Regions from separate parts of the Homo sapiens genome. Here region 1 is linked to region 2. The links are chromatin contacts, found by Hi-C or POLR2A ChIA-PET in ENCODE. All regions are on one chromosome and are shown on one strand. The core of a region is the stretch at or near the end of the contact, and the rest is flanking DNA. Distances in the headings are between cores, read along the strand shown. Region 1 holds the start of GLCE (glucuronic acid epimerase). Region 2 holds the start of FEM1B (fem-1 homolog B).

What was found. Hi-C counts contacts between places; a loop is a spot of excess contacts on that map. ChIA-PET counts read pairs that join two places held with the same protein, here RNA polymerase II (POLR2A). Pooled maps may share reads with other maps.
Region 1: a loop to region 2 is called in a map of CD8-positive, alpha-beta T cell, with 11 times the contacts of the local background. The contact joins the promoter of GLCE here to the promoter of FEM1B in region 2. A Hi-C loop is called at or near these places in 1 of 168 maps with a recorded cell type or tissue (CD8-positive, alpha-beta T cell) and 10 of 50 pooled maps. POLR2A ChIA-PET finds 5 or more read pairs at or near these places in 2 of 52 experiments (A549 and GM12878).

The regions. Positions count from the first base shown.
Region 1 is chr15:69,157,770-69,163,685 of GRCh38, forward strand. It overlaps GLCE (glucuronic acid epimerase), which reads left to right and starts at 2,866. Exons shown (of 5, transcript NM_015554.3): 1 at 2,866-2,988. It also overlaps the pseudogene LOC100421574. RefSeq lists an enhancer at 2,528-3,028 and silencers at 2,726-2,935, 3,136-3,245.
Region 2 is chr15:68,275,049-68,281,380 of GRCh38, forward strand. It overlaps FEM1B (fem-1 homolog B), which reads left to right and starts at 2,697. Exons shown (of 2, transcript NM_015322.5): 1 at 2,697-3,617. The coding sequence starts at 3,370. RefSeq lists enhancers at 2,693-3,594, 3,337-3,536 and a silencer at 2,977-3,306.

The DNA of each region.
Region 1 (5,916 bases), core at 1,616-4,115, 880 kb after region 2:
CCCAGGAGCCAGTATTCCCTGCCCAAATGGCTCTGAGCCACTTCCAGAGCCTGCATAGGCTTCTCCCCTAGATCCTGAGATATGCACCCCTGGACCTGTGGAATAGCCAAGAAATGACTGTTTTGGAGGGGAGAAAGTGAAGACAGAGCTTGGACATGTGGGCTAGTGCGTTCATGGAGTGGAGGGTACCTGGCACTGTAGGGCTGAAGGGGCCATGGGAAGCAAAGGGTAAAGGCTGCTCCATGTGGGGAGCAGTTCTCTCTGACCTGCCTTGTTCCAGCAAGGAGCTCTGAGAAGTCTCAGAATTCTCAATTCAAACTGGGTCTTCCAAGTTGTTATGAAAGTACATTTGTCAAGGTGAAAGGATATAATGCTTTTAGTACTCCATTTGTTAGCTTTTTAACTTTCACATATTTAGACATTTGGTATGTGGGTCTCCATGTGTAGCCTTCTCATGGTCCCTACAAATATTAAAATTGGTCCCGGCTCCCCATTTAATATGGAATCCAAGTCAAATCGGCTTGGCCTGATTTTTAAGGCCTTTTACTATTTGATTTTTCTCTAATCTTACCTCCCGCTACTCTCTGCAGGAATCTTCTATCTGTCAAACCTGTCGACCTACAGCCCAGGCTCAGCCCACATCCTTTTCTCTGTGCTCAGGTTCACATTATTTTTCTCCTCTGAAAGGCCTCCGTTTCTGCCTTGGATTTATATGGCCAACGTAGTGTTTCATTATGACCCAGCTCAAGCCTCACAGCCATGTCTCCTCCTCTGGACTCTTCTAACAGCTTTTGTCTCAGCCACTTATTGGCACTCAAAGTGTGCAACTGTGTGTGGCCATTTTTCATATTATGCACAAGGTGTGGCTATAAGATAAGGAGACATAAATATGCAAGTTTTCAAACCAGGACAAGGGACAGGGAAAAAAAAAAAAAAAAGAAGAGTTGCCAAAGAATCAGGAGAATGTAGTTAGGCAGCTACTAAGGGAAGAGATGTCAGCATTGTCAATAAGCTGAGAGAGGTCATGAGAAAGATACCCCAAAATAGACCATTATTCTAGAAGGTAAGAGGTCTTTTGTAACCATTGAAAGAATAGCAGATTGTGTGAGCAAAAGCAACGCTGTAGTGGGAAAAATAAGAGATGAGAAAGTGGAGACAACAAGTATACTTTTATTTATTTATTTAGAGACAGGGCCTCAATCTGTGGCCCAGGCTGGAGTGCAGTGGCTTGGTCACAGTACACTGCAGCCTCAACCTCCCACACTCAAGCGATCATCCCATCTCAGCACCCCGCCTCCCCCACCGCGAATAGCTGGGACTATAGGTGTGTGCCACCACACCCGGCTAGTTTTTTATTTTTTGCATATAGGGGAGCCTTATTATGTTCCCAGACTGGTTTCAAACTCCTGGCCTCAAGCAATCCTCCCACCTTGGCATCCCAAGGTGCTGGGATTACAGGCATGAGCCACAGTGCTCAGCAGCAAATATAATGTTTCCCAAGAAGTGTGATTCCTAGGAGAAAGGAGAAGGTAGTTTGGGTGGAAGAGATTGGGTGGCTTTGTTCTGTTCAAAGGATGGGCGAGACTATGTTTGTGGGAGAAAGATTTAGGTTAGAGGAAGAAATTAATAATGGGGAAAGAAAGAATAGCTGAATAAAATCTGGGAATGGCTGGGATCCAGGGCACAGGTGCAAGATTTAACCTTGAGGAGAAAGGGCACTTCTTGCTGTGGGTGAGGGAGTGAAGAGGGTAAGATGAATGAAGGTACAGGATAGGCATAATAATGAAGAGCCTGGATTTAAGGGTGAAGCCACTGGCTCACATTATAGAGGAAAGGCTAGGAAAGCCGAATTTTCTGGGGCCAGGTCCAGATTTAATATATTTAAGTATAACAGTCTTAATTCATTCCTTTCACCTTATTCAGTGCCCTGGGTGTGCCAAATACTACTGGGCACTGGGGTCTACAAAGGTACGACTTTTCATGTAATGTTGGAATTTGTTATGTTGGTAACTCGAGATTTGCATATATTTAACAGTCTTAATTCATTCCTTTCACATTATTCAGTGCCCTGGGTGTGCCAAATACTACTGGGCACTGGGGTCTATAAAGGTACGACTTTTCATTAATTTTGGAATTTGTTATGTTGGTAACTCGAGATTTGCTTTTCATTCTTCTGGAAGGCTGTATGTAGAAATAAATACAGTCATCAGACGAGTTCTTTGTCAGACCAGATGTCCTGGGTTGGGGTTTGGAAAACATGGGCATCTTAACAATGGTGCCCTGTTTGAGGTGGAGAGGGAGGAGAGGCCCAAATCGGGGAAAGGAATTAAATGGAGGTTTAGACGCGGGTAACCGGAGTGGGTGGGCCTTCAACCTGGAAGATGGGAATCCCCAGCGCACTTCGGGCAGCGCTGTAACCAAGGGTAACCGCACCTCGGTTTACACCGGTGTGAAGACCAGCCTCTTCCCCAAACCAGGTGTATCTACGGCGGCCTAGCAGGACCACACACAAGCCAAGCACGTCACGTCATTCGAGCTACCTTACCGCGAAAGTCCACTGCCTCCTACTACTTCTGGTCACTACTACCTTTGCTCACAGTTTATTAAGGAGGAGCGGAGAAGAAGAGGGGCGGAGAAGGGGCGGGGAGAATCACCTTTCCTTTTTTACAATTGGTCGTAGTAGACTCCGAGTCCTGCCGCCCGTCCTGCAGCCGACAGGCTGCCAGGACTGTCACTCGAGGAGCTGCCGCTACCGCCCCCCGCCGTGGCCCCGCCCCTTGCCGTGGCTGGGATCTCGCGGGAAGAGCTGCGGGCACGGCGGTGGCTCGGTCTCCCGGCTGCGCGCGGAGCGGGAGGGCTCTCCTCACACAAGCGCTTCCTTGCCGAGAGGCTGGAGCTGCGGCACCGCAGGCCTGAGCCACCCCTTCTCTGCTGTCTCCTTCTCTTCCTCAGGGCTCCCGTGTCTGCTCGCCCTCCGACGCTGCTCAGGTTAGAAAGCCCGGAGCGCGTCTCCGCTGAGGAGCGGTCGGGGAGCGGGGACACGGAGCAGCCGGAGCAGGCGGGCTCCTGACGGGGGCGGCTCTGGGGGCTGCGCGGCGCTGCCTGGTGGGCGCGAGGCTTGGCGGGGTTTGGGAGTCCGGGGGGCGAGGAGGCGGTGCAGTGGGATCCGGGCGCGGGCGCCCAAGGGCGGTGTAGCGGGTGCCGGAGCTCCCGAGGTGAGGGGGCAATGTATTAGGGATCCTGGGGGCTCTTCCGGCTTGGGGTAGGGGTGGGTGGCGGCACACGGGGTCCTAGGTCTTTGACGTCGAGGGAGATTTATCAGGGTCTTGAGCTTCTTGGAGGTGGTGTAGCGGGGTTCCGGGACAAGGGGTCTTTTTACCCGGGTCCCGAGCTCTTTGGGGCAGAGAATGCAGTTTAGCAAGGTTTACACCGGTGTAAACCTTGTCTCTGGAGGCAGATCATCGGGGTCTTGGGGGTTCTTTGAGCGGGCGTGGGCGTCCGTTTCGCATTGCTGGGATGAAGAAGCAGTGTGTCCGGGTTCTGGGGAGAGGGGTCTGTTCATCGGTGTCTCCGGGTGAGAGAGCGATGTATCCGTTCCGCTGGGGCCGGGGCCGCCTTGGGGGGTTGTTGGGGGCTGAGGGTGTGTAGCGGCGACCAGCGTCTGGCCGGGGTTTCTGCTTTGCCCGGAGCGGGGCGGTAACTTGGCATGGTCTCCAGTCTTTTGGGGGCGACGGGGCGAGTTAGCTGGCCCCCGGGCAGTCTCTCGGGGTGGGCGCGGCTCCGCAGGCGCTGGGTCCGCTGAGGGCGGGAGAGGGCTTTGGTGCTACCGCGCAGGCTGGGCAGCATCCTGAAACGTTTTTGTTCAGGTCTCCTTCTCTCTGGATGAGATTTACTCAATGCTTAGTTGGAGGATTGATCGGTGTTGTTGCCTAGTTGAAGAAGCAGTGCGTTTGTTCTGCAGTTTTCTTTTCTCTGCCCCGGGATCCCTGTGGGGGCGCGCTGGTCTCGCTGGAGCTCCGGGAGCTAGAGTGGCAGCACCTTAGGTGGGCGTTTGGTCTGCAGGTTCTTTAGGAGGCCGGTGTCCGCAGGTTGAGCGTGGATACAGCTCCTGAGCAACTGGAATCTGTTGAGGGTGGGGAAGACTGATTTTGGCTTGCTTTCCTAGGTGGTGGTCTGCTTTGCTCATCCTGCATGATTAGATCTGTTCTGAAGTCTTGCCTGAGTGAATGTTAGGCAGAGTCGGATAGTGCAGGGAAGCGTGTTCTGTCTGGCTTCTTTCTGTCCTTTGAAAAGCATTTGTAGAGAGGGATAACGTCAAATTCAGCCTCCAGAAAACAATGGAATTTGAAATCCCAAAGCTAGAACTCTGCAAAAACGTTTTCTGTGACCTGTAAGGATGGTTAATCGAGCTTTTTTAGAGAATTCTGCTTAACAGTTTCATTGTATTGTAAAAGTGTATTTAGCCTTGGATATTACAGAGGTTTTGGTAACTAGCGTAGGCGTAGGTGGGATTTAAATAAAATGACTTGTATGTATGTGTATTGGTTAAAAAAAAAAACAGCGTATAGGTGAGAAAGCCTATGTGTTTGCCTGACATTTCTTTTGGTTAGTTACTCTATCACAGAGGCCTGTATATGAAAGTTAATGTGGCAGGCAGTGAAGTCCGTACTCAGAGCTGTTCTGTAAATATGTAATCTGGGGTTAACAGACAAATTTGAGTATACCAAAGCAAATAATTTTGCCTGCCTTAGTCTTTTTCTTCGTGTCAGTTTTTTTTTTTTCTTGTTTTTTGGTTTGTTTCTTTTGAAACAGGGACTTATTCCGCCTTCCAGGCTAGGTTGTAGCATCGCTACCATGGCTCACTGCAGCCTCGACCTCCAAAGCTCAAGCAGCCCTCCCAGTTCAGCTTCCCATCCCCACCCCCAGTAGAGGAGCTGGAACTACATGCATGTGCCACCACGCCTCACTAATTTTATTTATTTATTTATTCAATTAATTAAAGACAAGGTCTTGCGCTGTTGCCCAGTCTGGTCTTGAACTCCTGGCCTCAAGTGATCCTTCAGCCTCAGCTTCCCAAAGTACTGGGATTTAGAGGCGTGAGTCACCATGCCAGGCCTCTTAGATACAATTTTTTTTAAAAGATGTCATTTTTTCTGATCTTAGAACCAGACAGATTAGGGATAATGTACTTAATTTTGGAATTTTACATCATTTTGAAAAACAAAGGAATCCCGCACAGCAATATTTAAGACTTTGAAGGGTTTAAAATAAGTTTTGTTGTTGTTGTTATTCAGACCAAAATACCTGGTTGACATTTACAGCTATCACAACTGATTGCTTGAGCAGATATTTGGTTGGAATGACAGCCCCCAAACCTGTAAGCAGATCTTATTTTTCCTTTTTTTGAGAGAAAGACAAAGAACAAATTAAGCAGGTTTCAGAAACTTTTTTTTTTCTAAAAAGCAGCTTTCATCATTTCTAAGTAAGGCATAGACTGATAAGTCAACACATATTTGATTATCTGCTAGGTGTCACAGCGCTGGATGTACACTGATTAAAGCTGTCATGTGACTTTCCCCTTTAAGTCCAGAGAGAGGAAGAAAACAAATAAATACAGTTAAAAATTGTGATACTGCTAAGGAAGAAATACACAAGGTACTTAAGATTCAGCTCTCTTTTTTTAGTAACCCCTGAATGATGATACGATTGATGTGTGTTGTGATAATAAGAAACCAAGCAAAATAGTTAACTGCCTTCTGAATTAGTAAAGAAAGATTAAATTACAATCAGTAGAGTTTTAGGTGTTAAATGTATGTTGACTCTTTGTAGATGATTGTGCTACGTAAGCATACAAAAGCCTATAAGGATACACATCAGACTTAACCATGTTTGGATTCTTCAGGAGGGAGTTGCAGA
Region 2 (6,332 bases), core at 1,447-3,946:
TGACCTGACTTGGAAAAAGAATGCTCCATGGAAGGCATGGCAAATTCTGCTCATAGGCCACTATAATGCCTAGGAAGCAAAGTGCGGGGAAAGGTCAGTCCTGCCTTATTTCCAGGTGGAAGGCTGCAGTTTGTTGTCATCAGCAAATCAATCTCCATCAGGATATAGCTACTTGTAGTTATGTTTTACTATTGCACATTTGCTCAGTGGCTTTCTGTCCAGGGAGGAGGAAATAGGTCAGAAGCACAAGGAACTATTTCTGGGCCCTGGCCTTTGGGAAAGCAGCCTTGTCCTGTTTACATATCCTCTCTCCAGATTTGCACAACCTGACCACAGAAACGTCACCCTCTAAGCCCAGGTAAACAAGCAACTAAATAGTCTCCAGTCAGCCAATAGCTATTAAGAAACCAAGGGAGCCCAGAAGCCTATACGAAGCAACTTTGATAAACACAGAAGAAAACAGCAGCCCAAACCTCCTGACTTTGGGCTGCTGGAGCAAAGAGGTATTCCCATCTTGGGATGGAGGCCACACAATGCAAGTTCTGAGCCCCTCTCTAGCTTGACCCTTGGAGCAGTCACCCCTTGTAGTACCCATCCAGTTATACCACCAAACTGAGGTAGAGAGGGCACGAGGAAGAAGGGAGTCTCTTATTCAGCAATGAGTCTGGATGAATCAGGTCTCCCTTAGAAAACAAAACTGGAAGAAGGGGCCTGTGTCTGGACTTTTTTACATCACCTTCTTCAGAAAGTTGGTTCGGAATAGAATGTAGAATGATTCAGGAACATAATAGGGTAAAAGGCTATGAGGAGATGGTTTTTCTAAAGAGCCAGGCACTCCTCCAGGTCAGCTTGTGCCCAGGTAATCAAAGTGTGTTGGCAGAGGAGAGGGAGGGTGGTAGGGAGACGGAGTTAGAGATATGGAGAGACAGAGAGAGATAGAAAGGCAGAGAGGAGACAGATGGTAGATGAGGTGCATGCTTGCCGTATGGAGCCAGAAAAGGAAGTCATCACACATCTGAATGTGTGAATCCGAGACCAAAAAGCCTGGGTCCCTGTCAAACACTGGGTTTTTTCATGACCCTGAAGTCCCCAAATAAACCAGCCAGCTTCCCCCACTTCTCTATCAGCTATTTCAGAGACGCTACCAGTAGAATCTTACCTTCAGCCCTTATTGCCAATGCTGTTTTTGTTTATGGTAAGGAGAAAAATAACTCGTGTTTCTGTAGGGATCTGCAATAAGTGGGTAAAGCTGAGCTGTAGAATGGAGAGAATTTGAGAAGTGACCCACACCTCCACCAATAGCTGCAATGGAAGTGAGGCCTTTACCTCCTAGAATTGGAATGGTGGGGTTCAAATAAAATAATGTATGTGAACTTGTTGAGCCGAGCCCAGTCCCTTGGAGCCACATAAATGCATTTGTTCTTTCTCTATGGTAAATTTTGTCCTTTGGGGAAGGGAGGAAGAGGGAGGAAGTCACTTTCATATTGAGTTTTTTGAGACTGTCCCAGAAGCTTCATCACCTACCATTCACTCCTACCATCCTAATCCAAGGCCTGTCCCCCTATCTACTCTTGCCTTCCAGAGTTTATTCTCCATACAGCAGCCAGAGTGATCTTTTTAAAAAACACAAATAGCATCTTGTCACTTCCCTCTTTAAAACCCTTCAAATGCCCCCATCACAGAGTAGACTTAAACCCTTTGCTATGGGTTATTAGGCCCTAACGTGTGTTGCATCCTCTGACTTCATCTATCATTCTTACTGTGGCCCACTCTGCTGCAGCCACACTGACCTTTCTGTTTCCGAGCTCACCAGACTGTTCCCTCCTCAGGACTTTTATATTAGCTGTCCCCTTTGCCTAGAATACCGTCTGTTCTTGTCACTTGTCATAGAGGTCTTGTCTGATCACCCAAACTAAATGAGTGCCCCCATCATTCTATTTCATTTGCTTCAGAGCAAATGGTAATGATACCAGTTCAACTGATCTTGTCTATCATTTGTTGACTTATTTGTTCCATTACTGAATCCCTAGTGCTAAGCAGAGCCTGGCACGTAGTCGACCTCTAATATTCATTGGATAAACGATCGTTTCAAATCCTAACAACAATCTTGTGATGTCTGTGAGAAAACGGAGGTTCTGCCGGCTCAGGATGAGATTCCTGCTCTGTCTGAACGCGGGACTCGCTTTCCTTCCCAGGATACCTCGCTCCTTCCACCGCGAGCGCAGCTCCCCTTCGCTCCCATCTTTCTCTCACACTTAACCCCTTTCTCCGGGAAAGTCAGGCCGTACTTCCAGTCCCTTCTCAGAGCCTGGTGTTGTGGCTCTCAAGCCCTCCCACATTTCGGGAACTCAGAAACGCCGCCCTTTTCCTGAAATGGACCCTCCGAGTACGCGCAACCCCTTCCCTAACCCCGGCTCAGGGGCAGAAGCAGGACCCGCACCGTCTATAGTAAAATAGGGTGGTCTCCTTAGCCCATCAGCTTAGCGCCCTCACTCCGCCCCCACTCCCTGGCTGGAGACCCTCAGGGCCGTTTAGGGGCCAGGAGGAGGTTCCAGGAGTCAAGGACATTGAGGACATCCAGGCCCAAACGGGATGGGCCAACTACGCGCAGCAGAACCTTTCTCTACCGGGCCCGCGTGTGCCCGCCGGTCGGCTTAGGCGGAGACACCCCACTTAGCGTCCCTCCCGCTCCCGCCCTCTCCTCCCGGCCCTGTCTGCGAAAGCTCGTCTTCCTCCCCGCCCAAGTTCCGGCGCCGCTCTTGCGGGAGCGTTCCGCATCGCCCCGGGGGCCCCTACGCGAGGATCTCCGGGGCCGTTGGCAGCGCCTGGCACTTCTGAGCTCGGCGGACGAGAGCCTGCAGGTTTCCTCCAGTCAGGGACGGCGAAGGGCGGAAAGCGCAGGAGGAGGCAGTGTTAGGCCTTAGGCCGGGTGGGCCGGGTCAGGAGAGACGCGCCCATCTTTCGCCATCCGGGGTGCGCGAGGTCCTCTCGGGACCCGGCCGGCGACCCGTAGCTCGGGCACGCGCCTGTCGCATCCCGCAGGAAGGAGGGGTCCGGCCTGAGGCCCGGGGCGGCGTCCGCCATGGAGATCCCCTCGGTCCAGGGCCGGCGCCTGGGACCTGGCGGGCGGCCCTGACCGCCTTCCTCCCTGCGCGGGCTGGGTCGCGGACGTGCCCTTCGCGGCACTCGGCCTCCTCTGCGTCTCCGCCTTCCCTGGGCCGCACTGCTGCCTGGGCGCGGCGGCGGCGACGGCGCCCTGTTGAATGGGCTGTGAGGGCCCAGGTTTAAAGCGCTGGCGAACGCGGCCTCCGGGGGCGCACGGCAGCTGCAGCGGTGGCGACCAAACGGGTGTTGGAGTTGGCGGCGGCCATGGAGGGCCTGGCTGGCTATGTATACAAGGCGGCCAGCGAGGGCAAGGTGCTGACTCTGGCCGCCTTGCTTCTCAACCGGTCTGAAAGCGACATCCGCTATCTGCTTGGCTATGTCAGCCAGCAGGGAGGGCAGCGCTCCACGCCCCTCATCATCGCAGCCCGCAATGGACACGCAAAGGTGGTACGCTTGCTCTTAGAACATTACCGGGTGCAGACTCAGCAGACTGGCACCGTCCGCTTCGACGGGTAGGTACATCCCAAGCCAGCCTCTCTCCGACGCGCGCGGACTCGTTAATTCACGGGCCCTCCCCTCCCTCACCCTCTCTTACCCTCTCTTCATGTAGGTACTCACTTCTCCCCTTTTTGTACCACCTCCTGCCCCACTAATGCCCACTTCATCTTCCAGGGCTAATAATCCATCCCATGTTTTGCTGCCCGTCCTCATCAGCCCCTACCCCTCATTCCCTCTGTGGGAAGATAACCACACCCTCGGCCTTGAAATCTAATAGTCGTCTTCTCTACTAGATAGTCTGTGAACAAGCCATTTGGAGGAGGTGGCTGCCTTTCCAGGTTTTACTTTTAGTGGAACTGGTGATGTAACTGATCAGAAATTAAGGAGGTCAGCGGTTAACATTGAAGAACTCCGAAAGAGTTATTTGGGCATCCATTTTTACTCCCTTCAAGTGAGTGGTTCCGTAAAACCTTCAGTGGGCTGCTGGGCTTTAATGTCAAAATAAGCACCTAGAACCAGCAGCAGCTGCAGCATCATGAGGGATTGTCACGCAGCCAGACATCTCAAGACATGATTCTGATTCCTCCACGTTGCTCGGTGTAGATATATTGGCTACTAAGATGGCATTGGACCTGATGTGGGAGATGATGCCATTCTTAAATTACATCTTATCCCGTGATGTTGTGGGGAAGCTTGATCATTTACTGTTAGTTGAGGTGGGAAGTTTAAAAATGCACATTGTTATGCCTAAGATTTGCCCTTTGAGTTTAATTGTACGAATTTTTGGGTATTTGACCAGAATTGTCAGGTTTGACATTATCCTCTTTTCTATGCTGGAGGATTATAACACGTTTTACAGATTACAACTGTATAACGATTTTGCTACATATGTTTTGGTTGACTTGTGGTAGTACATAAGCTATTTTAGCATTTTTTTTTTCTTTTGAAGTCAGTAGGGTCTGAGCATAAAAATATATATCTTTAGTTTTTGGTGATTAGAAACTGCCTGGCTAAAACTCGACTGAAAAAAACATTTCTTCTTTAAGATGACTAGGGAAATGTTCTGTTTCGGTTGATTCTTTTTTAGGTTTAAACAATAAAAGCTTTTTCTTCTATTTTAGATGAGTGGAAAATATTCATAGCATTACATCTTAATGAAATGGTAGCCCATGGGCAATGGCTTATATCACGGGTATCACCATTATACACATTAAGGAGATGTTTTTTTTCATGTTGACCAAAGATGGCAACCTGATTCATGTTTGCTTTTCCTTACTGGCTTTCGTGTCTTCTCTGTAACTCCTTGCATTCCCGCACCTAGAGAAGGAGTGAAGCACAGTGACCTCTGAACCTCCAGTACCGTTCCACCTGTATAGGCATATGAAGTCATTGAGATATGAATTTCTGTAATAACAGCTGCTTGGGAATACTGCTGCTGAGGCAATGTGCATAAGGGAGAATAGTGGGGAGAAAAAAGAGTTAAGAATTTCGAAAGGTTTTGCTTATTGCCATCTTTTTCAGTCGTCAAAGAGATGTTTTGAGGTGGCAATTAAAAGAACCTGAAATGACTAGAAATGTAGCATTGAGCCTGTGTAGTGGCTTATCTTGCCCAATGTTCTGTACTGGCCAGAGAAATTAATGAGTTCGGTAAGTAAACATTTATTGAACACCTACTGCGTGCTAGGTTCTGTGGTAGGGATTGGATATGCAGAGATGAATAACATACTCTTTTGTCTTGGAGGATGTCAGTCTGGGTGGGGGGAGAGAAATTAATAACACAAATGAGTATTTGCAGATGCCATGCCATTTAGGGTTGTAGAAATCATTTGGACTACTGAGAGAAAACAGGGAAAGGAAGTGCTGTTTTATCCGGGGGGAATCTAGAAAGGCTTCACAGAGGAGGTGACGTTCGAGCTGTGTTTTAAAGAATAGTAGTAGGACATGAAGAAGAGGGGCAGCAGCTTGGTGCCCTTGCAGTGACTAGTGTTTCAGTGCTGTTGCAAGAAGGGATTCAAGTTGGGGCAATTAAGAAAGAGATTGTGGGAGACTGGAGAGAGCTGGAGCCCAGATTTTGGTGATCCCTGTATAAAGTACTAAGAGTAAGACTGGTTAAACTGCAATCTCAAATGTTTCCATCATTTAAGATTTCATCTCCTTGATTCTGTATATCAGTTTAGCTTATGGATTATTACAATTATGAATTTATTAGCTGCTATGTAAAAATAGTCCTTATTAAATGCTTGTGATGGGCCTAGCCTGTGTCATGTTCTGGAGGAAATGTAAGGTACAGGAAATCTAAGGTTTCTACTTTTGAGAAGCTTACAAATTAATTAATAAAAGAGATATTGAAGTTCCTGGTACTCTCTGTGCATTCACACCTTCTGTGAGATTATTTTGCAGTTTATCCCAGTCATTTTAGGATTTTAGAACCAAAAAAGAGTGTGATGATTTCACTTTGCATTTGTTTCAGACATTGTGAAAATGTTAGCCTGAGTACATTAACAATAGAAAGCTGACTTGACCCTTGGGGGCTGACCTTTGAAAAACACATAGCCAGCACTTGAGACACATGGCCATATAGGGATTAACAGCTGTGTGCTGAAGTAGATTAGTGTTTCTAATTTTTAGTCATTCACGTGCTAGCTTCATAATTTTTGGCCAAATTGTTCACTAACCTGCTGTTTACTTAATAAATATCTTTTCTTTAAATTGTCTGTTATTTGCTTGAT